Linked DNA regions of Homo sapiens: region 1 is linked to region 2. Evidence: chromatin loops called from intact Hi-C (ENCODE). Cell type or tissue: MCF 10A. All regions are shown on one strand. Each heading gives the region's core, and the rest is flanking DNA. Links, peaks and the distances in the headings are about the cores only. Region 1 has its middle 17 kb from the start of ESYT3. Region 2 overlaps PIK3CB (phosphatidylinositol-4,5-bisphosphate 3-kinase catalytic subunit beta).

Region 1 (17,232 bases), core at 4,678-12,677, 280 kb after region 2:
GAACCAGTTTGTTGCACAAATGTCTACTCAGTAAGGTGCAAGGAGAAAGTGAACTTTTCCCATTGCTTTCCAAGCCCACCGGGGTGTGCTCTTCCTCCACGGGATGAAAACATGGGCCACTTTCAGAGTTTTTCCAATCATTTGTTGTCTAAGAACAGTTTCATTTTAGTAATAAAAAGCCCTGTTCAATACAATATTAAACAATATTAAAACTCCAGTCTTTTAGCTAACTTAAATTTCTCCTCTCCCTTCGTGCTGCCTTCAGCTGGGAAATCTGTGATGGGGACAGCAGCTTCACCTCTTTCTTTTTTTGAGATGGAGTCTCACTCTGTCACCCAGCCTGGGGTGCAGTAGTGCAGTGGCACAATCTCAGCTCACTGCAACCTCCGCCTCCCGGGTTCAAGGGATTCTCCCACCTCAGCCTCCCAAGTAGCTGGGATTACAGGTGCACGGCCACCATGCCCGTCTAATTTTTTTTGTGTGTGTATTTTTAGCAGAAACAGGGTTTCACCATGTTGACCAGGCTGGTCTCGAACTCCTGACCTCAAGTCATCCGCCTACCTCAGCCTCCCAAAGTGCTGGGATTACAGGTACAATCCACCACGCCTGGCCACACCTCTTTCCTAAGTGCTATTTTGGGGGCTGGATTAGTCAGGGCTCTCCAGAAAAACAGAATCATTGAATGCACAGAGAGACAGAGACAGAAATTTTAATAAGGAATTGGCTCATGTGATTATATCAGAGGTGTTTGAACCACCGCAACTCCATCTTGAATAGGGGTTGGGTAAAGTGAGGCTGAGACCTACTGGGCTGCATTCCCAGATGGTTAAGGCATTCTAAGTCACAGGATGAGACAGGAGGTCAGCACAAGATACAGGTCATAAAGACCTTGCTGAGAAAACAGCTTGCAGTAAAGAAGCCAGCCAAATCCTACCCAAACCAAGATGGCCATGAGAGTGACCTTTGGTTGTCGTCACTGCCACACTCCCACCAGTGCCATGACAGTTTACAAATGCCATGGCAACATCAGGAGGTTACCCTATATGGTCTAAAAGGGGAGGCATGAATAATTCACCCCTTGTTTAGCAGATAATAAATAAATAACCACAAAAATGGGCATCTAGCAGCCATCAGGCTGCTCTATGGAGTAGCCATTCTTTTATACCTCTACTTTTTAAATAAACTTACTTTCACTTTACCCTATGGACTCACCCTGAATTCTCTCTTACGCAAGATCCAAGAACCCTCTCTTGGGGTCTGGATCAGGACTTCTTTCCTGTAACAATTATGGAGGCTGAGAAGTCCCACGGTGTGCCATCTGCAATCTAGAGACCCGAGAGAGCTGGTGGTGTAGTTCAGTCTGAGTTTGAAAGCCCAAGAACCAGGGGAGCCAATGGTGTAAATCCCAGGCCCAAGTCAGGAAACTGATGTCCCAGCTCAGCAGTCAGGCAGAGAGAGTGAATTCTCCCTTCCTCTGGTCTTTGTCCTATTCAGACCTGAATAGATTGGATGATGCACCACTACAGTGGGGAGGGTCATTTGCTTTACTCAGTCTACCAATGCAAATGCTAATCTCTTCCTGAAACCCCCTCATAGATACACTAAAAAAAAAGTGCAACAAACTATCTGGGCACCCTGTGACCTAGCCAAGTTGATGCATGGAATTAACCATCACAGGGGCCCTCTGGGAGAGAGGAGAGATGAGGAGCAGGAAGTCCCTACTAGTTTGGTGCCACTGTTAGTTGGTGCTGGCACCCTCAGTGGGTGTTGCACTTATAGTTACGGAGGGGGACCCACTCCCCAGCACTGAGGCTCCCTCTCTTACAGAACCTTTGATCCAGGCAACACCTCCTCAAGTTGGCAATGTAGACTTCTCCCTCAGCCTCCTGGCTGTTCTTTTGCCAAGTGTGGGGATCCCTACTAAATACCACTCCCTTCCACAGCGCCCACAGGAAATATGCACATGCTGTTACCCAGTGAAGGCTGGAAATGCAGGCCTTCCTTCAGACAGTCCTCACCCATGATCTGCCACCACAGAAGGGCAGCTCCAGCCACAGCCTCTTACCCTGAGTTTGTATTAGTTCTTCTGTCCCTCAGGTCTCAGGAGACCCTCTTTTGACTTGAGGAGGGAGGGGAGGCAGAAGGCCAGATGGAGTATGCTCACTGACAGCGCTATCCAAAGATGTCCTCACTCTCACTCTTCAGCCTCTGAAGGAAACCTCAGGGTCTGAAGGGCCCTCTTAGGCTGGCACAGAGGCCAGCTGTCTCCCTCAAGAATGGGAGGACTTGACAAGCTGGCTCTTGTTCTTGGCCTTTGGGGTGTTGACCTAAAAAAAAAAACAAACTGAGACAAACTTTATATAAGTAGAGAGTTATTTGGGCCAAGTTTGGGGACTGCAACCGGGGAACATAGATTCAAGTTGCCCTAAATATACGCTCTGATTAGCAGCAGTGACTAGTGGGTTTTTTATTTTATTTTATTTTATTTTATTTTATTTTATTTATTTATTTTGAGACGGAGTCTCGCTCTGTCACCCAGGCTGGACTGCAGTGGTGCTATCTCGGCTCACTGCAAGCTCCGCCTCCCGGGTTCACACCATCCTCCTGCCTCAGCCTCCCGAGTAGCTGGGACTACAGGCGCCCACCACCATGCCGGGCTAATTTTTTGTATTTTTAGTAGAGACGGGGTTTCACTGTGCTAGCCAGGATGGTCTCCATCTCCCGACCTCGTGATCTGCCCTCCTTGGCCTCCCAAAGTGATGGGATTACAGGCATGAGCCACCTCGCCCAGCCAATTAGTAGGTTTTTAAAGGAAAAGAAGAGGCAGTTCCTAAGTTGTTTACCAAGAATTTACATTAAAATAACATAAGCTACTGATTGGCTGCTATACACTGTTCTTTGTTATCACAAATTCCAAGAACATGAAGATTAATGGATGAGGCAGCTAGTTAGGAACAAAATGCCTTTAAACAATCACTCCAGGTGGGCATGGAGGCATGCACCCATCCCCTCTGTGTCACTGAAGTCCCATACTCATGTCTCTCTGGGGCTGGTGAATTTTGCAAACCTCACATAACTCACACTGCTCAGAGTTATTTTTCTTTCCTCAGGGGCTTATGCCAAAACTCAGATATGAGGAAGAACTGCTTTCAATATGGCAGATTATTCCTTTTATATGCTGTCAGATTTATTAGTATTATAATGTTTACATCTATTTTTATAAGTGAAATTTCTCATTTATTTTCTCTGCTTGCTTTACCAGACTTTGATGCTAAGGTATTTCTAGTCTTACTAAATGACTTTGGGACTTTTCTTGCTAGTCTTTTATAGTTTGAATAGTAAGAGAATTGTTTCTTTGGGGGAGTTAAGTAAAATTTAGCAGTAAAATAATCTCAGGTTGGTGCTTTGTGAAGTGATAAATCTTTAACACATTTTCCACATTTTTCTATTATTGCTGAACTGTTCAAGTTTTCTACTTCTTTCTGAGTCATGTTTGGCAATATAAAATGTTATCAGAGAATCATGTCTTCTTTCTAGACTTTCAAATTTTGAAACCACCTTTGCAAAAATTATAAGAGCGAGAAAAATTATAACAGTGAGCTGATTTAACCCCTCCCCTGCCCCCTGGCACCCATCTTGCCTTTCCCTAATTGTTCCTGGGCTTTTGGGCCCAGCTAACTTTGAGAGATGTTTAGGTTATAGTTTAAATGATGATAGCCTTTCCCCAAAACTCAACCACCTTTGTAAAGCTAATGAAAGACCATCAGCCTAGGGGGCAGAGAGGAGGCTGATTCTGCTAAGGTGTAGACATAGATCGTCAGCCATTCCTGCAGATCACACCACTATTGTAGATTTGCCTTTTGCGATACCTTTTCAGGTTTTTTGCATGTCTGACACCCATGGCTCCACCTGGAACCACCAATTCTGCTCCTGTGGCCCCACCCAGAAGTGATTCAGTGCCTAGGAGGACAGCTTTGACCCCTATAATTTCATCTCTATTCCAACCAAACAGCAGCAAGCCTAGCCACTCCCACCCCTTCCCCCAGACCGCCCTTGAGAAAGGAGCTTTGGATGAGATTGATTTGAGTACTAACTCCATCTCCCATGTGGTATGGCCAGCTTCATGTCTACTAAACTGTTTTCTTTGCTGCAATGCTGTGGTCTTTCTTTGTGCAGCAGGCTGGAAGAACCCCTCAGGTTACAATTTGTTGCCACAAAATACCACATCATATTCTTGAATTAGTTTCCTGGGATTGTTGTAACAAATTACTGCAAACTGGGTGGTTTAAAACCACAGAAATTTATTCTGTTTTGGAGGCCAGATGTCCAAAATCAGGGTGTTGGCAGCATGGATCCTTCTGGAGGCTCTGAGGGAGAACCCACTCCATGCCTCTTTCCTGGCTTCTGTGGCTTGGCAATCCTTGGCATTTCTTGGCTTGTAGATGCATCACTGCCACACCTGCCTTTGTCTTCACAAGGTATTCTGCTCTATGTGTTTCCAATTTCTCTCTTCTTTCTCTTGTAAGAACACCAGTCATTGGATTTGGGGCCCACCATAAATCCAGGATGATCTCATCTTGAGATCCTTAGTTCTATCTGCAAAGACTCTATTTCCACATAAGGTCACATTCCTAGGTACTGGAGGTTAGGACCTGGGCATATTTTTGAGGAAAGAAAAGGACTCTCAGTGGAGGAATGTGAGCTCTTTGAAATTATTAGGCCCAGAGAAGCATTAAAATAAGACAGCAATCACGCCCTACTCCCCACTTTGAGCTGTGTAAGTGTAAACCAAAAATAAAATTCTAAGCTCCCAAACTGACTGACTGGATCCCTCCTCTCAGCCAAAGGCATTCCAAAGTCAGTATGAAAAAGTAGTTCAGGCCATGATGGTAAGGATGGGTTGGACATGCCTCACTATACCCTCCCCTCTTTGGAATTCAGGCACAGCCAATCAGCATTAACCTTAAAACAGAGATATTAAGAGTGACAAAACAGACTCTTTGTAGCAATAAGATACCAAATTCCAGACTGACTCTAGTATAGCATCACATGACAGATAAAGGCCCTGAAAGAAATCAAAGTATTTTACCCCAAAAATATATTTCTTTTACATATATTTTTTTTGAGATGGTTTCACTCTCGTTGCCCAGGCTGGAGTGCAACAGCGTGATCTCTGCTCACTGCAACCACCACCTCCTGAATCAAGTGATTCTCCTGCCTCAGCCTCCCAGTTAACTGGGATTACAGGTGCCCGCCACCACACCCGGCTAATTTTTGTATTTTTGGTAGAGACGGGGTTTTGCAACGTTGGTCAGGCTGGTCTCGAACACCTGACCTCAGGTAATCCACCTGTCTCGGCCTCCCAAAGTGCTGGGATTACAAGCGCAAGCCACTGCGCCCGGATTCTTTCACATATTTTGAAATAACCCTGCAAAGCTGTCTCTTGTGGGGAAAATCTATAGAACCCTCTTTCCTTTCCAGGTCTTTTCCTGATCCAGGAGAGTTTAACTAAGATTCTGGCACCTTTTTAGTTCTGATTAGAGACATTTACCAGCTATTCTCTCTGAAACCTGCTACTTGGAGGCTTTGTCTGCATAGTAAGAACGTTGGTCTCCACAATCCCTTCTCTTAACCCAGTTACTCCCTTCTATTAATTGCAGGTTTTTAGATAATAACTCTTTCAACCAATTGCCAATCAGAAAATCTTTGAATCCACTTGTGACCCATAAGCCTTCTCCCTTCAAGTTGTCCCACCTTTCCAGACCAAACCAATGCATACCTTACATGTATTGATTGATGTCTTATGTCTCCCTAAAACATATAAAGCCAGGCTGCAGCCTGACCACATTGGGCACATGTTCTCAGGACCTCCTGGGGCTGTATCATGGGCCTTGGTCACTGACATCTGGTTCAGAATAAATCTCTTCAAATATTTTACAGAGTTTGGCTCTTTTCATTGACATGCATCTCTTGAAACTACTTGCTAGGGCCACAAGTAGCTATAAATTAACCTATAACCCACACTCCATAGCTTAACAATGTGTAGCCAATCATTAATCAATGTTATTTCTGTAAGCCCGTGAGAATTCCTGTCATCACCTAATGGGTTCTTTCTGCCCATTATACAGACAAAACCAATTCACTGAGACTATGGAATTGCAATACAGAAAGAATTTAATTGACATGAGTCCAGCCACACAATATGGGAGATGGAGTTATTACTCAAATCAATTCTCTGAACATTTGGAGGCTAGGATTTTTCAAAGATAGTTTGGCAGGCCAGGGAATGGGTGCTGCTGATTGGTTGGGGACGCAATCATCAGGGTGTGGAAAATGGTCTTCGTGCATGCTCAGTCAACTTCTGGGTGGGGGCACAGGACCAGTTGGAGGGTCTAGGTGGAGCTATCATTTGTCAGAAATGCAAAAACCTGAAAAGACATCTCAAAAGGCCAATCTTGGGTTCTACAAGAGTGATGTTATCTGCAGGAGTAACTGGGGAAGTTGCAAATCTCGTCACCTCTAGAATAATGGCTTGTAATTGTTTACGTCTACACCCTACCAGAAGTCAGGTTCCCCTCATCCTTCTAACCTGGTGGTCTTTCATTAGTTTTACCAAGGTGGTTTAGTTTTGGGCAAAGGCTGTTATAATTTAAACTATAAACTAAATGCCTTCCACAGTTAGTTTAGTCCAAGTCCAGGAATGATTAAGGGCAGTTTGGAGGTAAAAGGGAAAAATGGAGGTTGGTTAGGTCAGATCTCTTTCACTGTCATAATTTTCTTACTGTTATAATTTTTGCAAAGGTGGTTTCATTCCTGACAAACAACTTTGTACAGTCCACTCCCTGTCCCCTACTTTGCCTTTAAAACTCCACTTGCAATTGCTGCTAATTGGAGTGTGTATTCAGGGCAACTTGTATCTATGCTTCCATGTTGCAATCCTCAAGCTTGGCCCAAATACACTCTCTACTTATATTAATTTTGCCTCATCTTCTTCCTTTTAGGTCAACATCTTCTTGGGGCCACTGTTCAATCCACTACACTTCTATTTATAGAATCATGACAATTTGGTTGACAGTTTCTGAGAAACATACAAGTTTACTTGTAATTACAAAAAATTAATTTTCCAGCAGCTTCCAGCATCAAGAGAGACTTGTTTACATAATGCACCAGATCCATTTTCACAGGAAATAAGTCTGTCTTTTCTCCCTTACTCTGTGTATGGAGGATCTGGATAGCAATTCTGAGTTCCATGAAGCTCTTTTCTTGGAGGGGAGTGGCAGGGAAGGAAATTAACTCTTCACACTTTCTGCCAAAAGCATATCTGTCCATTCGAGATTGTGAGCTTCCTTAAGTATGGGGCTGTACCTCTCAATCCTCCAGGTACCACACCTGCTCCCATCCCAGGCCTGGTCCTTCCTCAGAGCAAGGGCTCTCAGTGACATTGCATGTGTGTGCATGCATGCGTGTGTGTGTGTGTGTGTGTGTGTGTGTGTACATCTGCATCTCTTCCTCTCCTCTCTATAACAGGATCACCTCAATGTCTCCTCCTTCCTTGGAGGAGAAAAATATTACAGCTGTTGGAAACAAGATAGCTCATGTAACTTGATATTTTGTGGAGACAGCTGTCACAAGTCAGGGTTCTATTTGCTAAGCAACTGTAATGAAAACATTACATATTTTCATCGAGATTAAAAACTAAGACACAATAGCTTTGAGCACCATCATATTGGAAAAATGTGGACCACAACTGTGTCAGGTGGTGCACTACATCACCCACCAACCACACCACTCTTGGAGATGATGAGTTAGACCCACCGGAGTGCTGGAGGGAGAGATTTGGCACCATCTGCAGAGACGAATCCTGCAGCCACAGAAGAAGGGAAGAGGGCAGGCCAGTGGGTCTCATACTTCCCCGCACAGCAGCTTCACCTAGAGGGTGTATTAATGCACAGCTTGCTCGACCCCAACCCAGGGTTTTGGATTCAGTGGGAGTGTGGGGAGAATTTGCATTTCCTGTTAAGTTCCCATGAGATGTGTTGCCCTTGTCCTGGAACAGCACTTTGAGGACCACTGGCCCTAGGTGAGGCTTTGGAAACCGCCCTTTTAATAAGCTCCATCTGTGATCTAAGGCAGCATGCCCTCACACGACATGGCCAATGCTGGTTGCAAGTGAGCAGGCCAGAGCCCAGAGGTCAGGGTTTGGGGTCTCCCAAGGTAGAGGCCATGGTAGGACTGTGTGTGTGTGTATGAAGCCTGTGAAAATGGAGCCAAGAGAGTCTTTCTGAAAGCCCTTCCTGGGAACCCCACAGTCCTTGTGTCTACGTGGAAGGCCGGAAGCAGATGGAGCAGCCAACCCCTAGAAGGCACTGGAGGTCAGCCGGGAGGGGTTTGGGGTGGCTTTCAGCAGGAAGCACCCAGAAAGAGCTGGACCTTCGTTGGGGTAGTTTAGACCCAGCGGGTTCATCAGACAGTTCCTGAGAAGGTTCCTCGGCCTGGTGCTGTGCGAAGCATTTGGCAAATACAAATGGTGAACTTGCGGAGATCCAGACCCTGGGCCCCCAGGGTGCACATTATCTGCATATGGGCAGTCCTAGGGCAGGAAATCCTAGAGAGCTGGGCTGAGAACAGGGGCCAGTGGGTGAAGGAGCCTGACTTCTGATATCCTGCTTTGGAGGAGCTGCTGGTTCTCTCCCAGGCCTCTGGGGAAGCTGGAGGGCTTCCCTACAAATCGTGCGCACAGAGGCAGCTAGAAAGGGCCTGTCCGTTCTGTGATGCTGCCATCTGGTGGACGAGAAGGGCACTGGTCCTGCTTCCCAGGTGTTGGGTTGGCAAGGAAACCTCAACCGGGATAGTATCTACTGCTGCTGCTACTAGAGTAATAATGCTGATAATGCTTAAACATTTTTTTAAAGCAACTGTGAAGGAGCGAGCCCACCTACTATTCTAAGCTCTTTGAATGTGTTAACTCATTTAATCTTCACAACATCTCAAAAGTAAGTAGGATGTCCATTTTTCAGAAGAGGGAACCCAGGCCAATAGAATTGGAATAACTTGCCCAAGGCCACATGGTGAGGAAATGTCCTCTGATCCTTGTCTAGGGTTGGCATGGAATGGATCAGACACATTTGGGTCTGAGTCCTCGCCTTGAAGCTCGGTTTCTTTCTCTGAGAGAATTTTACTGTCCCCAGCAGGATGTAGTGAGGATTCTCAGCATGTACCTTGGCTGCTGTGAGGACCAGCAGGTGCCCCTCACACAAATGTCATGTCAACAGGTACCCCCCCGGGCTGTGCAGCCATCTGGCCCTGCCCAGCACATAGTGAGCCCTCACTCAGAAAGTAGCATTTCAGCTCTTTGCCTAAGAAAAAGAGGCATCACCTATCTCCTTTCCTAATCTTTGATACTATGCCCCTCGCAAAAATGTGTGTTACGTCTGAAGAACTTCCTTGCAGAGGTGGGTGTTACGAAGGGAGAGGCATTAACACTGCTTGAGCTTCAGATGGAGGTTTGGCCTTTACTTGGGAAGACAAGTAAGTTTGGTAGACAATGGCGAGAAAGCCTGGCTGGATATTTCCCAAAGGGAGGGGAGCACCCTACCCCCGTCACCACCACCCAGTGCAGGATGGAGGCACTGTTTTCCTCTTGGCTTCTACCTGGGCATGCTGGCCTGGGCTGGGGGTGGCAGGGGGGTTCGTTGTTGACCTTGACCCAGCAGATTCCGTGGGCTGTGGCACCAGGGTGGTTAGAGAAAATGGGATCTCAGTAGCCCAAGGGGAGAAAGTGAAAGAAAAAGGAGGAGGGTTTGTAGAAGGACTGAGGATACAAAACTCTTGTGAAAATTGGTCGTACAAATTGTATCGTTCTTATCATACCCAATTAAATCAGAGTAGAGAGTCTGGGGGAAAACACACCCAGGGAATATAACGTTGCTCCAAAAATGTAATTCTCTGCAAGCCTGGCTGCCGAAACTGCCTGTTCTCATAAACTGAAACCAGTTTTGTCTAATGGCTACTGAAACAGCCTGCTGTTATTCTAAGACTAGTTTTAACCACTGCCATCACTCACCAATCAGAACTTCCCCGAGACAGGGTCTCACTCTGTCTCCCAGGCTGGAGTGTAGTGGCATGATCATGGCTCACTGTAGCCTCAACCTCCTGGGGCTCAGGTGATCCTCCTACCTCAGCCTCTCAAGTAGCTGGGACTATAGGTGTGCACCACCACATCCAGCTAATTTTTAAATTTTTTGTAGAGATGGAGTTTCACCATGTTGCCCAGGCTGGTCTGGAACTCCTGGGCTCAAGCAATCTGCCGGCCTTGGCCTCCCAAAGTGCTGGGATTACAAGTGTGAGCCAACACATCCAGCCATTTCTCCTTTTTATAAAACCTCTAACCTTCTCTTTGTTCTTCGGAAGTTCTGAAGATCACTGGCCCTGAATTGCAATTCTTGCTTCCCAAATAAAATGTTAAATTTAGAGATTTATCTCTATATTTTTATTTTGACTTTGACAGCCTGAACTTGGGCTGGGAAAGGAGAGAATAGTCAGGCTGAGGGTGTTTGGCTCCACACCCTATCCTTAGGAAATCCATGGTGAACTTAGCATAGGGAAGAGTATTAGTGAGAGGATGAGCAGGGAATTTGGGAATAGCCTCCTCCCCAGCTCATAGCTCTGTAAAGGGAATTCCCCATGTGGCTCAGAATCAGCAAAAAGATTGCATTCCAGCCACAGGCTTTTTGATGAGGTCAGGGTATGTTATTGAAAAAGTGGTGTTGGGACAACTGGCTTAACACAAAGCTAAAACACCCTTCACACCTCACTCCAGAATAAATTTCCAATGAATTAAAGTTAAATTAACAATAGGCTAACCATGACAGAGAAACGACTATGTGCCAGTTATTGTTTCTAAAGCTTTCCATACATTAGTTTACTTAATCTTCAATATAATGGCATGAGGTATAGACAATTCCATTCCCTTATTTTATGAATAGAAAGTCATCTGGGTCAGACATGGTGGCTCATGCCTGTAATCCCAGCACTGTGAATAGCTGAGGTGGGAGGATCCCTTGAGGCCAGGAGTTGGAGACCACCCTGGGCAACATAGTGAGACCCATCTCTAAGAAAAAAAAAATAGCTGTGTGTGGTGGCACATGTCTATAGCACCAGCTACTAGGGAGGCTGAGGCAGGAGGATTGCTTGAGCCCAGGGGTTCAAGGCCGCAGTGAGCTATGATCACCACTACACTCTAGCCTGAGTAACAGAGCGAGACCTTGTCTCTAAAAGAAACATTAAAAAAAAAATTTAAGGTGTAACCCTAAAGGTATTCAAAGGAAATAATAATAATACTTGGATGAGAAAGGATCATATTAGCATTGTACCAAAGACAAAAACGATAAAGGAGTAAATAATAGCTTTGGACATTTAAAATTTTAAACATCTATAGTATAAAAATAAATCAGTAATACAATAAAAAAGGAAACTACATTCTAAGGGAAATTTTTGCAATAAATATGACATATAAGTGGTCAATAAACTGAATACATAAAACCAATAAATAAGAAAAATGAAATTAACAGAAAATTGAAGAGGGCATAAATAGGCAGTTTATAAGGAATAAAAATGGACAAGTCTTCAAAAGTCCATCTTTACTGGGGTCAAAGAAATAAAAATAAAGTAGAAACTAGATGCCCTTCTTTTGTGTTTCCATTAAGCAAAGATTTTTAAAAAGACGCTACCATCCAAGGATGATGAAAATGCATGAAACAAACATTTCTTCTGCTGTTCACGTTTGTGGTATAATCCTTCAGTACGTGGGTACAGCATCATTTATCTAATCATTCTCCAATTATTGCTCACTTAGATCCTTTAACGTTTTGTATCTTATGAATGTGAAGATCACCTTTGTTCATCATTCTTTGCATCTTTTATTACTTCTTTAGGAGAGGGTCCTAGGAGTGGCATTTTTAGGAAAGAGGATTTTAAACCTCTTGATACCAGATGCCAAATTGCTTCCTGTGAAGGCTGAATCTGTTTTGATTGACAAGGGGAGCTGGGCAAGAGCAGAGCTTGGAGTAGCCCGGGGACCCAGGAGAGGAGGGCAACAGGAGGCTGTTTTTTCGGTAAGAAGCATCTGAGGAAAGGAGAAATGAGTCAGGCAGGGGAGAGGTGGCAGGGCAGGGGCTATGGTCAGAGGATGGGGGAGGCTAAGCCTCCTTGCTGAATGTCCAGCTCAGAGCCTGCCCCACAAGGGAGGCAGAGGGGGTACCGCTGGACAGGCCAGCTTGGCCTGGGAGACGAGCACCCCACTAACTAAGGGGGGTGTGCCTAGCTCCTCCAAGCCTTAAATGACGTGACCCGTGCAAAGCACAATGACTGGTACATGCTGTTTGAGTAAATGGTGGCTGGAGTTACTAGTAGACACTCCAGAATCATTTACGGATTCGATTTTGGAATCCTGGCTAACATTTAAATAGAGTTTCGGTGTGCCAGCCACTATTTTGAAAGTATATGCAGTCATGTGTTGTTTGATGATGGATATACATTCTGAGAAATGCATCCTTAGGTGATTTCATCATTGTGTGAACATCATAGAGTGCACCTACACAACCCTGGATAGTAAAGCCTACTACACACCACGGCTCTATGGGATAGCCTACTCCTTCTAGGCTACAAACCTGGACAGTATGTTACTGGACTGAATACTGTAGGCAACTGTAAGACAATGGCAAGTATTTGTGTATCTAAACATAGAAAAAGGACAGAAAAAATAGGGTATTTTAATCTATGGAACTACCTTTGTATATGTGGTCTGCCCTTGACCAAAACATCCTTATGTGGCACATGACTGTATCTAATTCAACAATAGCTCAATATCCCTAAAATAAGTATGTTATCATCAATCCAGTTTGACAAATGAGGCAATCAAAGCATAGAGAGCTTGGACACGTTACCGAAGGTCATCAGCTGGCAGCATTGCTGGGCCAGACCTAGGCAGCCTATGTTCTTACCGCACTCCACACATCCTCTGTGCACCAATAATACCAGAAATCTCAGTAATGCCAGCCACAAAGAAGGAACTAGAAGTTTGGATGGTTTGGAGGAGGAGGGGTGGTGGGGAAGAACTATCATATTAACAAGAAAGTCAGTTGTAGTGCCTTGCATCACAGGGTCCATTTCCAGCAGCCTCAGCCACCAGGCTGACTCTAAGGAAGCAGGGCCAAGGTCAGGGCCGAGGGGCCTCCCAGCTGTGGGTGCTCCCCTGGGCTGCAGTCCAGAAGCCCCCAGACTACACATGAGGCCTCCTGGGTCTTACTCACTGGGCTAACTGCTGGGTTGTCCTGGCCTCGACTTCTCAGATGGAGCTGGGAAAGGCAGCTGGAGGAAGAGAACTGGAGGTGGTGTCCAAGGCCACAGCTCAGGCTGCCCCTGGAGGAGGCCCAGTGCAGACACTCTGGAAAATGACTGTCACTGATGTTCAAAATGCTGCTGTTGAGTCATGCAGAGGAAGTTGATCTGCATTCAGCTCACTTGGAAGAAGGCAGGGACGTGTGAGACACATTGAAAGATTTTCCTCAAACAAAGTTAAAATTAAAAAGGGGCGGGGCAGCTAGCTGGGACTAGCTCAGTCCTCAGTGTGGCGGGGCTGCTGGTGAATGGAGCGTGGGCTTCCAAGTCAGAACTGGGTGCACGTGCAGGCTCAGTCACTTCTGGTTGTCCCTGGACCTCAGTTTCCCTTTCTGTAAAACAAGCATCACATCACCTACCTCTCAGGGAAGCCATGAGGTTTAAATAAGGTAATATGTAGAAATAGCAGGGTGCCTGGTTTACAGTAAGTGCTCAACAAAACGTTAGCTGATAACTAGTTATTGTTGTGCATTTATTTACTGTATGCCAAATCCTCTGTTGAATGTGTAATGTGGATTACCTAATTCAGGGTTCTTGAAGTGTGGTCCCAGACCAGCACTATCCCATCAACTGGAAACTTGTAAGAAATGCAATTTCTCAGGCCCCAGACCTGCTAAATCATAAAAGCCTGTGTTTTAACTCCCAGGTAATTATGATGATGATGATTGCTAGGTCGAGAACCACCAGCTAATTTATAGTTCTTAGTACCATTATTATAGAACAAGGTGAGAATTTTATTCTTACCAGTAAGGTGACCAATGGTCCTGGTTTGCCCGGGACTGTCCTGGTTTTAGCAATGAATGATCAGTGTTTCAGGAAACTCCTCAGTCCTCAGCAAACTGGTTTTGGCCATCCTATTAAGAGCTGAAACCATATTTCATTCTAGGAAGAGATTATGGGATTATGGCTAAAGAAAGCAAATGAGGTTTAGAGAATCTAAAGGGATGGGTGTTGAGCTTACTGGGTGGCTGGTGCTGGAGAAGACAGGTTGGTGGAGGGTCTGGCATGGGGTGAAGGCCAACTGAGAGGCCCTGACAGCAGAGGGACCATCCCTGTGACCCCCAAGTCCCCAGCAAAACTCAGGAATGGTTATTTTTTCAAGGGACACGGTATCCCTAGGTTGCCCAAGCTGGTCTCAAACTCCTGGGCTCAAGCAGTCCTCCTGCCTCAACCTCCCTAGTAGTTGGGATTACAGGTGCAAGCGACTGCACCTGGCTAGGAATGTTTATTGAGAGTGAGTTTTCTTTGTAGAAACTGAGGCAGGGGCTGAACGTCAGAGTGAAATGGACAGAAGTGGAGGTCCCTGTGAGAACCTGACTTGGGAGAACTGTGTGAAGTCTTCAGTGGGCCTTGGGACTGCCACAAACCATAGGCTTGGGAATGGAGAAGGATAGTTTGAGCCAATCTGATTTAGATTTTAAGGCCTGGAGGCCCCTGTTGAGATCTGTAATAATTATTAATTCATTTGATAAACATTCAGTATTAACTTTGTATCACCAGGCCCTTCCCTGGGTTATGGATATAAAAATGGAAGAGATGTGGACAAATGAGATATTACAGTGGACTGTGACCAGAAAACCGACAAATCAAGCTAGACTCTGAGGGGACCCACTTTAATGAAAATATAAGAATCCCCCACGTTAATGAAAATATAAGAATCCCCTATGGTCAAGTGTCCATTTACACATCAAGGGCTGGGAAACTGATCCTTTATAGGAGTGGCTTTACAGACAGTGGCTACTCCAGGCAGCTGTTTTTTTAGTAACCCATGATCACTGGAAGGCATGGTATTCAGGAGATGAGATTAAAATGCAGCCCAGCTAGTGGGCTCAGCTCTGGCGGCACAGTAGAATCACCTGGGAAGCTTTAACATCTTGATGTCCGGGCCCTAACCTAGACCAATGGCACCAGACTCTTTGAAGGAGTGGTCTGGGCAGCAGAATTATTTTCCAGGCTCCCTGAGTGATTCTATTGTACAGCCTGAGTTGCGAACCACTGGTCTAGGTGGTTACAAATTCAAATTTGAGTCGATGGCATTTGCCTTCAAGTGCTTTTTTGACATTCCTCCCATCTCTCCTCTGCTCCCGTTGCCCAGCTGGGCTCCCATCCTGGTGATGGGTTGCCAAGTAGTCCTGGAGCTGCCACAGCACCCTGAATTTTCTTTGCTCTTTGCTAGTTTTGTACCAGGGTGTTGAGGGCCCGAGAGGCAGGGGGTGTTAACCACAGCAGGGGTGGAGATGAGGGAGTCATGTGCGTTACACGCTTAGTCACGCTGGGGAACTGGGAGGAGAAGGGCAGCCCGGCTGCCTCCCCTCCCTCAGGATGTCGTGGGAGCAAGCTCAGAGATGTGTCCACCAAGTGAACAATTTAAAGCTTCTTAGAAGTTGTGGAGTCGATGGATCTTCGCTCCTTTCATTTCCTCTTTCCACTCTCTATGGCTGTGAAACTACCAGAAGGGCCTGAAGTCAAAAAAGAAGGTTCAAGAGGCTGGTTCATTTTCATGCTGGGTGACACTCAGCGGTACAGTGAGAATCTGCTAAAACATGATTGTCTCCCCAGAAGAATATATGTATACACGGAATTTTGCATATGATTTGAGGGGTGTCAGCCACCCCACCTGTAACCCCATGGAGCCAAGGTTAACAACCCCTGTATGAGGTACCTGGGTCCTGTCAAGAGGCATGTGAACCACAGCAACTCCATCTTGAATAGGGGGCTGGGTAAAGTGAGGGTAAGACCTACTTTCCCAGACAGTTAAGGCATTCTAAGTCACAGGATGAGACAGGAGGTGGGCACAAGACACAGGTCATAAAGACTTTGCTGATAAAACAGGTTGCAGTAAAGAAGATGGCTAAAACCACGATGGCCACAAGAGTGACCTCTGGTCGTCCTCACTGCTGCACTTCACCAGCGCCATGACAGTTTACAAATGCCATGGCAACGTCAGGAGGTCATCCCATATGGTCTAAAAAGGAGAGGCATGAATAATCCGCCCCTTTTTCAGCATATAATCAAGCAATAACCATAAAAATGGGCAACCAGCAGCCCTGGGGGCTGCTCTGCCTATAGGGTAGCCATTCTTTTATTCCTTTACTCTCTTAATAAACTTGCTTTCACTTTACTGTATGGACTCGCCCTGAAGTCTTTCTTGTGCAAGGTCCAAGAACCCTCTTTTGGAGTCTGGATCAGAACCCCTTTCTGATAACAGTTCCAGACCTTGAGGGGTCCTCATGAATCAGATGAAGGAAGGAAGAAGTACCTGGACAACTTTGCCCAGAGAGTCAGCAGCTGTCTTGTAGATAAGAACAAGCCCAGCCACAATTTACCTTCCCGTGGTAAGAACTTTTATTTTTACCTAAATAATTTATCTAATTAAATGGTTCTCAAACTTTAGGGTGCAACAGAGTCTCCTGGGAAGGTTGTTCAACACAGATTGCTGTGCCTCACCTCAGAATTTCTGATTCATTAGGTCTGGGGTGGGACCAGATAACCTGCATTTCTAGCAGACTCCCCGGATATGGAAGCTGCTGGTCTGAGGGCCACACTTTGAGAGCCACTTATCCAGTGATTTCACCTCTGCTCATTAGCCCAGGCGGAGGGCTGATGAGAGACTAGGAAGCTGGATTTGAGTCAGAGCTAATGGTTTAGCACATAATTGCCAGGATGTACATTCCACTGAAAGCATCCATCAGTTCTTTGCTTGGTATAAACTCAGCTTTCCTTTTTTATATTTAAATTTCCACATTAGCATGGTAATGAGCTATTTAGGATGATGTGGAAGCCCAGCAGCTATGCTAAGTGAAAATCCAGCTTGCACAGAATAGGCCACCCTTT
Region 2 (8,000 bases), core at 1-8,000:
GACTGCCGAGAGATTTTCCCACAATCACTGCCAAAATTACTGCTGTCAATCAAGTGGAATAAACTTGAGGATGTTGCTCAGGTAACAAAAGATCGTTTCTATAACTTTTTTTGGGTGTATGGTACTTGGTTGGATTCACATAAAGTATCCTTTTCTCATAGGTATATTTTCATAGATAGGATAATTTAAGCAGGAGAAATTTTGAGGTTTTAAACTCTTATACTCCAAGTAATGGACCAGAACATTTCCAGAATTTAAAAATCTCAGATTTTGGGTAGGATTGCCATACCTTTCACCAAATACAATTGAAACATTGATCTTGGGACAATTATCTATCAAAAGTACCACTTTCTAAGACGTGGGTACCTTCTACCAGCTTCATCAGTGAACTCCAGAGTTTTAAATCTTTTAGACTCTTTGCAATGACTGTTCTAGAATGAATGTCCATTGTTTGAAAATTACATCTATTACAGAGAATAATATTTTAGATAATATATCATTCAGGTCAATTTTAACATTCATTTCAGTTGTCCAGTATTGCTGAATGTATGCGTTTTGACAGAATAGAAAAAAGACCATTTTGCTTCAGAAACCCACCAAATTTTAGTTCCCTGATTTAATTTTCAAGACCCTGCCAAAAAGCACTGGCATTTATTCAATTCAAACAACCCACCAGTGCTCAATAGAAAGACCTTTGAAATGGGTTTTTTAATCAGAACAAATAAATTTGGTCTACTAAAATAACCAAATTTTTTCATGTTACTTATTTCAGTTCAATGAATCTCTCTAGTATGTAGTCTTAGTAAATCTATAGTGACTAAAAATTTAGTGAAGAAATACAGATTTATCTTAATTATATGCATTTTAAAAATCTTTGGATTTATTGTTTCACTTCTCAATTTAAGAGTAGAAAGGATTTCTTTTGTGTTTACTTTTAGTGTCTAAAGATCTTTGGAGCCAGGCATGGTAGCACACACCTCTAATCCCAGCACTTTGGGAGGCCAAGGCAGGTGGATCGCTTGAGCTCAGGAGTTCCAGACCAGCCTGGGCAACATGGTGAAACCCCATCTCTACAAAAAATACAAACATTAGCTGGACATGCTGGCATGTGCCTGTAGTCCTAGCTACTTGAGTGGCTGAAATGGGAGAATTGTTGGAATCTGGGAGGTTGAGGCTGCAGTGAACCAAATGCCATTGCACTCTACCCTGGGCAATAGAGTGAGACCTTGTCTCAAAAAAATAAAATGGCTGGGGTCTGTGGCTCATGTCTGTAATCCCAGCACTTTGGGAGGCTGAGGTGGGCAGATCAGGAGGTTGAGACCAGCTCAGCAATTTAAGACCAGCCTGGGCAACATGGCAAAACCTTGTCTCTACAACAAATACAAAAATTAACCAGACATGGTGGTGCACGCCTGTTCCAGCTACTCGGGAGGTTGGGACAGGAGGATCATTCGAGCCCGGGAGGCTGAGGTTGCAGTGAGCCAAGATTGTGCCATTGTATTCTAGCCTGGGTGACAGAGGGAGACCCTGTCTCAAATAAATAAATAAATAAATAAATAAATAAATCTTTGGAGACATGTTATATAATTATATTATTGTGTGTACCTCGATTAAACTTGTTTCCACCTTAGACCAAATTAGACTGAAAAGGAACTATTTTATTTTAATTGCTGTAGAATAGTTATTGTCTTCTAGCCACTGATGTATTATCTAAATTCAGGATTCGTTTTCCATGAACCTTCAGTAATGGAAAACAAGATCTAAGCATTTTTTTAGTTGACACATTTGCCTGTTTCTTTTGGATAGTGTCTAGTGCTGAGTACATATCTAAGAAATGCATCATATTATTTCATTAGAATCACAATGGAAAGAATTTCTTGCTGTACTCTTAAAAGCTGTCTTATAGAGAGGTTTGGTGAGTTTTGGCAATTTATTTAATTTTACACTTACATGATTTAATTTTTAATAATTATAAATAATCTTACCAAAGTCATTACTTTCCAATGGTAGAGTTGTTTTTAACCACAACATTGTTGAACCTCTAGTATTACATAATCTTATCTCTCCTTTTCAGTGTTATTTATGGGCAGTGTATTCCAAGTATTAACTGGAGATATGAGGAGTTTTTTTTATTACTGCTATTTCAAAACCCAGGAAATGGTCTCTTCCCAACTCTTCTGCTCATAAAGAAGACTGCTGGTCCATTAGGGCCTTTGGCAAAGCAGGGAGGGGGGATCTATTAGTGAGAAAAATTGGGGATGAGGTTGGTGCTTTATGTCTTTATATCAGTATTTCTCAACCTGTTTTCATCACTATACCTTTAGGAGCTTTTATAGACCCTTTTCCCCCCAATAACCCATGAGATTTTGATTCCGTAGATACATGGTACATCTTTTCATGTACGTATTTGTATCTGTGCTTTATACATAAAAAAAGAGCTAGCCTTATTCAATATAGGGTTAAGAATAGCTAAGTAAAACTTAAGTTTAAAGTTAAAATTTAGGCTGGGTATGGTGGCTCAAGCCTGTAATCCCAGCACTTTGGGAAGCAGAGGCAGGAGGATCACTTGAGTCTAGGAATTTGAGACCAGCAACATAGCGAGACCCTATCTCTACAAGAATAAATAAATGAAATAAAATTAGCTGGGCATGGTGGCGTGTTCCTGTAGTCCTAGCTACTCAGGAGGCTGAGTTGGGAGGATTGCTTGTACCCAGGAGTTCAAGGCTGCAGTGAGGTACGATAGTGCCACTGCACTCCAGGCTGGACAACAGAATGAGACCCTATCTCTTACAAAAAAAAAAAAAAAGGTTAAAATTTAAAAATTACTAGGCATTCCACTGTATTTGCTAAGTAACTATGTAATTTATTCACGTAGGTGAATTCTAATGTGTCAAATTACATATATAAGTTAACAATTTATGCTGAGTGCAGTGGCTCATGCCTGTAATCCCAGAACTTTGGGGCCAAGGTGGGTGGATCACCTGACGTCAGGAGTTCAAGACCAGCCTGGCCAACATGGTGAAACCCCATCTCAAAAAAAAAAAAAAAAAAAAAAATACAAAAAATTAGCTGGGCATAGTGGCAGGCACCTGTAATCCCAGCTACTCGGGAGGCTGAGGCAGGAGAATCTGGGAGGAGGCTTGAATCCAGGAAGGAGAGGTTGTAGTGAGCCAAGATTGCACTATTGTACTCCATCCTGGGCAACAAGAGTGAAACTGTCTCAGAAAAAAGTTAACAATTTATATAAATATATGCTAATAATAGAGTAATTAAATTTTAAAAAATCATTCAAAAGTATTGTTTTCGCAAAAATATTTTTCAAATGTAAAACAACTGAAAAAATTAAGCTAATTTTTAAAAAATTAGTTAACTTTTATTTACTTTTGCTTGATATGAGAAAATGCCTTTTAACTTAGCTGGTAGATACTCATTTAGATATTGTTGACTTTTGGGGGAGGGCTTGCCATAATTATAGATTGAATAACTTGTAGAATTAAATAATAAAATATAAACGGTTTTTATTGAATTCTCAAAGCTTAATTGGTCGGAGAATAAAACTTAACATCCACAAGATAGCCAACAAGCTTGCAGGCCACCTCTCCCAGTATGACTTTGAGCAATCAATTGAAAGAAAATCCTCTAACCACTGCCATCTATTTGCCATAGTTTTACAGCAGTGATCTTGCATACATATCATATACCTTCCATGACGTTGATGTCAGTGGTACTTAGGTGATACCCAGGAAAATCCAATGAGAGAAATTAAATACTAAGGAATAAGATTTTATCAGATGGAATTGAGCTTTAGAAAGGCTACAAATTCAACATTTTTTTCTCTCTCACCCATAAAATTTATTTGGGGGTAAGTACTTCATAGCTTTTCAGACTTAATCTATAGAATGTTTCAACAACAAAGACAATCTTTATTAGTCTCTATTAACAGGAATGGATTTTTGAGGCATCAATAATTAAAAGTGAGCTTTGCCTTCTTTTGACCTATCTTGGTGCTCCTGTGTGTCAAGGAAAATTAGATTACTTTTGTCCCCCATTATTTCTGAACCAGTTTCATTTTTTAAACAGCTTCAGGCGCTGCTTCAGATTTGGCCTAAACTGCCCCCCCGGGAGGCCCTAGAGCTTCTGGATTTCAACTATCCAGACCAGTACGTTCGAGAATATGCTGTAGGCTGCCTGCGACAGATGAGGTATCTTCTGCAGGTGGTTTTCTTTGGGGCAAGGAATAACTTGGGTGGGTTTGGGATGAGGGTGTCTCCTTGATGTCTCATAAGAAAGAAAAGGGCTCAGAATTATTCACAGTTCAAAGCATTTGCTCATGTACTCCTGCCAGCTCCCCAACTCAATGTTTATACTAGAAAAAAAAAACCAAAAGCATGCTAGGTCAGAAGGTCCTCAAGATCACCCTCAGGTTTGATGACTCACTGGGAGGACTCAGAACTCAGCACATAGTCACTTACAGATATAATTTATTGCAGCAAAAGGATACAGAGCAAAATTTAAAGAGGGAAAAAGGTTCATGGGGTGAAGTCATGAGGAAAACAGGCATACATAAGCTTGTAAGAGTTCTTTTCCAGTGAAGTCACCCCAAACACTTTTATTTCTATCAGGAGTGAGTTGTGATAATACAAGTCTGCAAGGGAAGCTTGTTAGAGACTTCGTGGCCACGGTTTTTACGGGCAGCTATCACATAAGCACCCTCTGCCTAGCATGTACCAGATTTCTATACTCCCAGCAGTAAAGTGGATATACAACATAAACCATTATTTGCACAAATAGTTTAGGTGCAGTGAGCCACTCTTATCAATTAGGGAGGGTGGTGGGAATCCTGAAATCTTAATTCCCAGATGCTAGCCATGGGCCAATCCTATAAGCAGGCTTGTTAGAGGATAGCAGCCAAGCCTGCTGTGTTACCTCTTTTCTTCACACAGTCTATCCACCCTCCAGAATTAAGAAATGTTAATTTTTGTCATGGGTTTAAAATATATATATATATATATATATATATAATATATATATATATATATATATATATATATTTTAAGCAAATACATTACAGTTAAAGTTGAAGTCCTCATAGTTTCCTTATCCAGTCTTGATTACTTCTCTTCCTTCTCAGAGGCAAACATTATCATGAATTTGGTGTGTATGCTTCTATATCACATTTTTCTGTTTCATATATATCTATGAAAATATAGACATGGAATTATTATTACACAAATGTGTCTTGCCATATGCATTAGTTTATATCATGCTTTTTAAAAATTTGGCCAGATGGCTGGGTGTGGTGGCTTATGCCTGTAATCCCTGCACTTTGGGAGGCTGAGGCAGGCAGATCACTTGAGGTCAGGAGTTTGAGACCAGCCTGGCCAACATGGTGAAACCCCATCTCTACTAAAAATACAAAAAATTAGCCAGGCGTGGTGGCCGGTGCCTGTAATCTCAGCTACTCAGGAGGCTGAGGCAGAAGAATCACTTGAACCCAGGAGGCAGAGGTTGCAGTGGGCAGAGATCGTACCACTGCACTCCAGCCTGGTTGACAGAGCGAGACTCCGTCTCCAAAAAAAAATAATAATAATTCAGCCAGCTGTGGTGGCTCACACCTATAATCCCATCACTTTGGGAGACAAACGCAGGCAGATCGATGAGCCCAGGAGTTTGAGACCAGCCTTGGCAACATGGTTAAGCCCCGTCTCTACCAAAAATACAGAGACATTAGCTGGGCGTGGAGGTGCGCACCTGTGGTCCCAGCTACTTGGGCGGCTGAGGTAGGAGGATCACTTGAGCCCTGGAGGCGGAGGTTGCAGGAGCTGAGATGGTGCCACTACACTCCAGCCTGGGTGACAGAGTGAGACCCTGTCTCAAAAAATAAAATACAAATACATAAATAAATAAAAATTCAACATCAGGTTTTTGAGGTTAGTCTCTCCCATTATGTTTAAATGTCATTTATTCCTTTCACTACTGTGTAATATTCTGTCATAGGGATATATCTTATTTAATTCATTCCCTATTAAGGAATATTTAAGTTTCTCCACATTTCCCTATTATAAATAATGCTTCAGTGAACATGTTTGTACAGTCTCCCTTGGATGGTGCATTTGTGAGAATCTATGAGATTCACTGAAGAAATGACTGTCTCAGACAATGAAGTTTATCCATTTTCTTTCTAGGTTCAAAAGTGAGGCTTATGTACTTTATGGTTTTTGAAACATAAAAGCCCACAAAATAGTGTGGATACTATGATCCTTTTTTCTTTTTAAAATCGTGTATGTTTTAAGCTGTGTAATAGCCAAAAGTAATTACACAGACTCACCAATAGTGCTTACTTCTGGGGAGTGAAATTAGAAATGTGAGAGAAGAGGAAACAGCTTCCTATTCCTATACTTTCTATTTTTTACACTATTTATAGGTTATATAGTGGGCATGAATTTTACAATAAACCTAATCAAAATTGTGTTATAGATAGTTTTAAAAAATGAATTCCCAGTTGCTTCACCATCTGCTTAAGTTTGCATTGGAGACCTGTTGTGGAGGGGCCACCTGGTTCTCCTTGGGCTGAGCCAAGTGTTTTTCTTAAACGCATTGATCCCTCTGAGGAGATGGCAGTGATCCGTGTATTCCGTGTAGCTAATTCTGGTGGTTTTTCTATTGTGAAATTTCTGGTTATGAGTTTTTGGTTTTGGTATATAGTGCCCTGGGTTTCAGTCCCAGATATCTGCCTTAGACTACTAATTCCTTAACCATTTATTACCCAATACTGTGGAGAGTAAGTGGAGCACTTGGGGCACTTGGGCTTCATACCTTATACTGCTGGAGTTGCCTCTGATAGGAGTGTGTTTACAGGTAGAATGGTTTGGAGATTGACACAAAATAGAGAACCACTAACCTTAATTAATTGAGCTCAGTTAATTACAATGTTATCTGTTATATTATTTCAATGATCAATTCCCACTTATAAATGTATTCACTTTCTCATCCTTCAAACTATTTGAAGTTAAGATTTTAATTGTACATTGGTTATCTGGGACAACTTAACCCTAATAACAGCAAAGGAAAATAAATTGTGAAAGTACTGATGGAATTTTTATTTTAAAAATGATTGTTTTACTAAGCACAAATTTTTTAGCATGATCAGAAATCAGTATTAAAGTACCTAATATTTTTGGTAACTCTTAGCTGACTGAAAATACAGTCATGAATTTTAACAATCTGTAGTAGTCCATTTTCACACCATTATAAAGAATTACCTGAGACTGGGTAATTTATAAAGGAAAGATGTTTAATTGACTCACAGTTCCACATGGCTAGGGAGGCCTCACAAAACTTAAAATTATGGTAGAAGGCGAAGGAGAAGCAAGTACCATCTTCACAAGGTGGCAGGAAAAGGGAAAGAGCAGGGGAAACCACCTCTTATGAAGCCATCAGATCTCATGAGAACTCACTCACTGTCATGAGACTAGCATGGAGGGCCACATTGATTCAGTCACCTCCCACCAGGATGCTCCTTTGACATGTGGGAATTATAGGGATTATAATTTGAGGTGAGATTTGAGTAGGGACAAAAGCCAGACCATATCACAATCTAATTCATTTGATTAAAATATCTCTAGTATCTGTTCTTTGACCCTCTTGACTCCCTTTTCCCCATCTGAAATCTTCAGCTTTTTTTGTGATATTGTAACAGTGGTACAGTGAAGGAAAGCATGTAACAAGCCTGGCCCAAAAGAACCATTGTGTTTCAACAAGTTCACATTTGATAGTTTGATACCAAGGGATCTTTTTCTGGCACAGGTTGTTTGGTTACTCACTGTGTCTTTTGTTTCTTTCAGTGATGAAGAACTTTCTCAATATCTTTTACAACTGGTGCAAGTGTTAAAATATGAGCCTTTTCTTGATTGTGCCCTCTCTAGATTCCTATTAGAAAGAGCACTTGGTAATCGGAGGATAGGGCAGTTTCTATTTTGGCATCTTAGGTAAGTCTTTTA

What was found. Peaks named below come from ENCODE experiments on the same cell type or tissue, not always from the same donor. Only the 100,000 strongest peaks of a DNase experiment are listed, where the experiment ranks them.
Region 1: it touches region 2 in a loop (17-fold over the local background); 5 of 110 quality-filtered maps call a loop at or near these places.

The regions. Positions count from the first base shown.
Region 1 is chr3:138,409,258-138,426,489 of GRCh38, reverse strand. No RefSeq gene overlaps it. Among named protein-coding and RNA genes, the nearest start is that of ESYT3, 17 kb to the left of the region's middle. RefSeq lists enhancers at 12,865-13,365, 13,366-13,866. In MCF 10A, for the core only: a CTCF peak has its summit at 8,785 (motif pointing left); a DNase peak (open chromatin) is centred at 8,769.
Region 2 is chr3:138,690,988-138,698,987 of GRCh38, reverse strand. It overlaps PIK3CB (phosphatidylinositol-4,5-bisphosphate 3-kinase catalytic subunit beta), which reads left to right. Exons shown (of 24, transcript NM_006219.3): 13 at 1-81; 14 at 4,081-4,202; 15 at 7,845-7,988. Among named protein-coding and RNA genes, the nearest start is that of FAIM, 86 kb to the right of the region's middle. In MCF 10A, for the core only: no CTCF peak of the experiment used is centred there; a DNase peak (open chromatin) is centred at 4,407.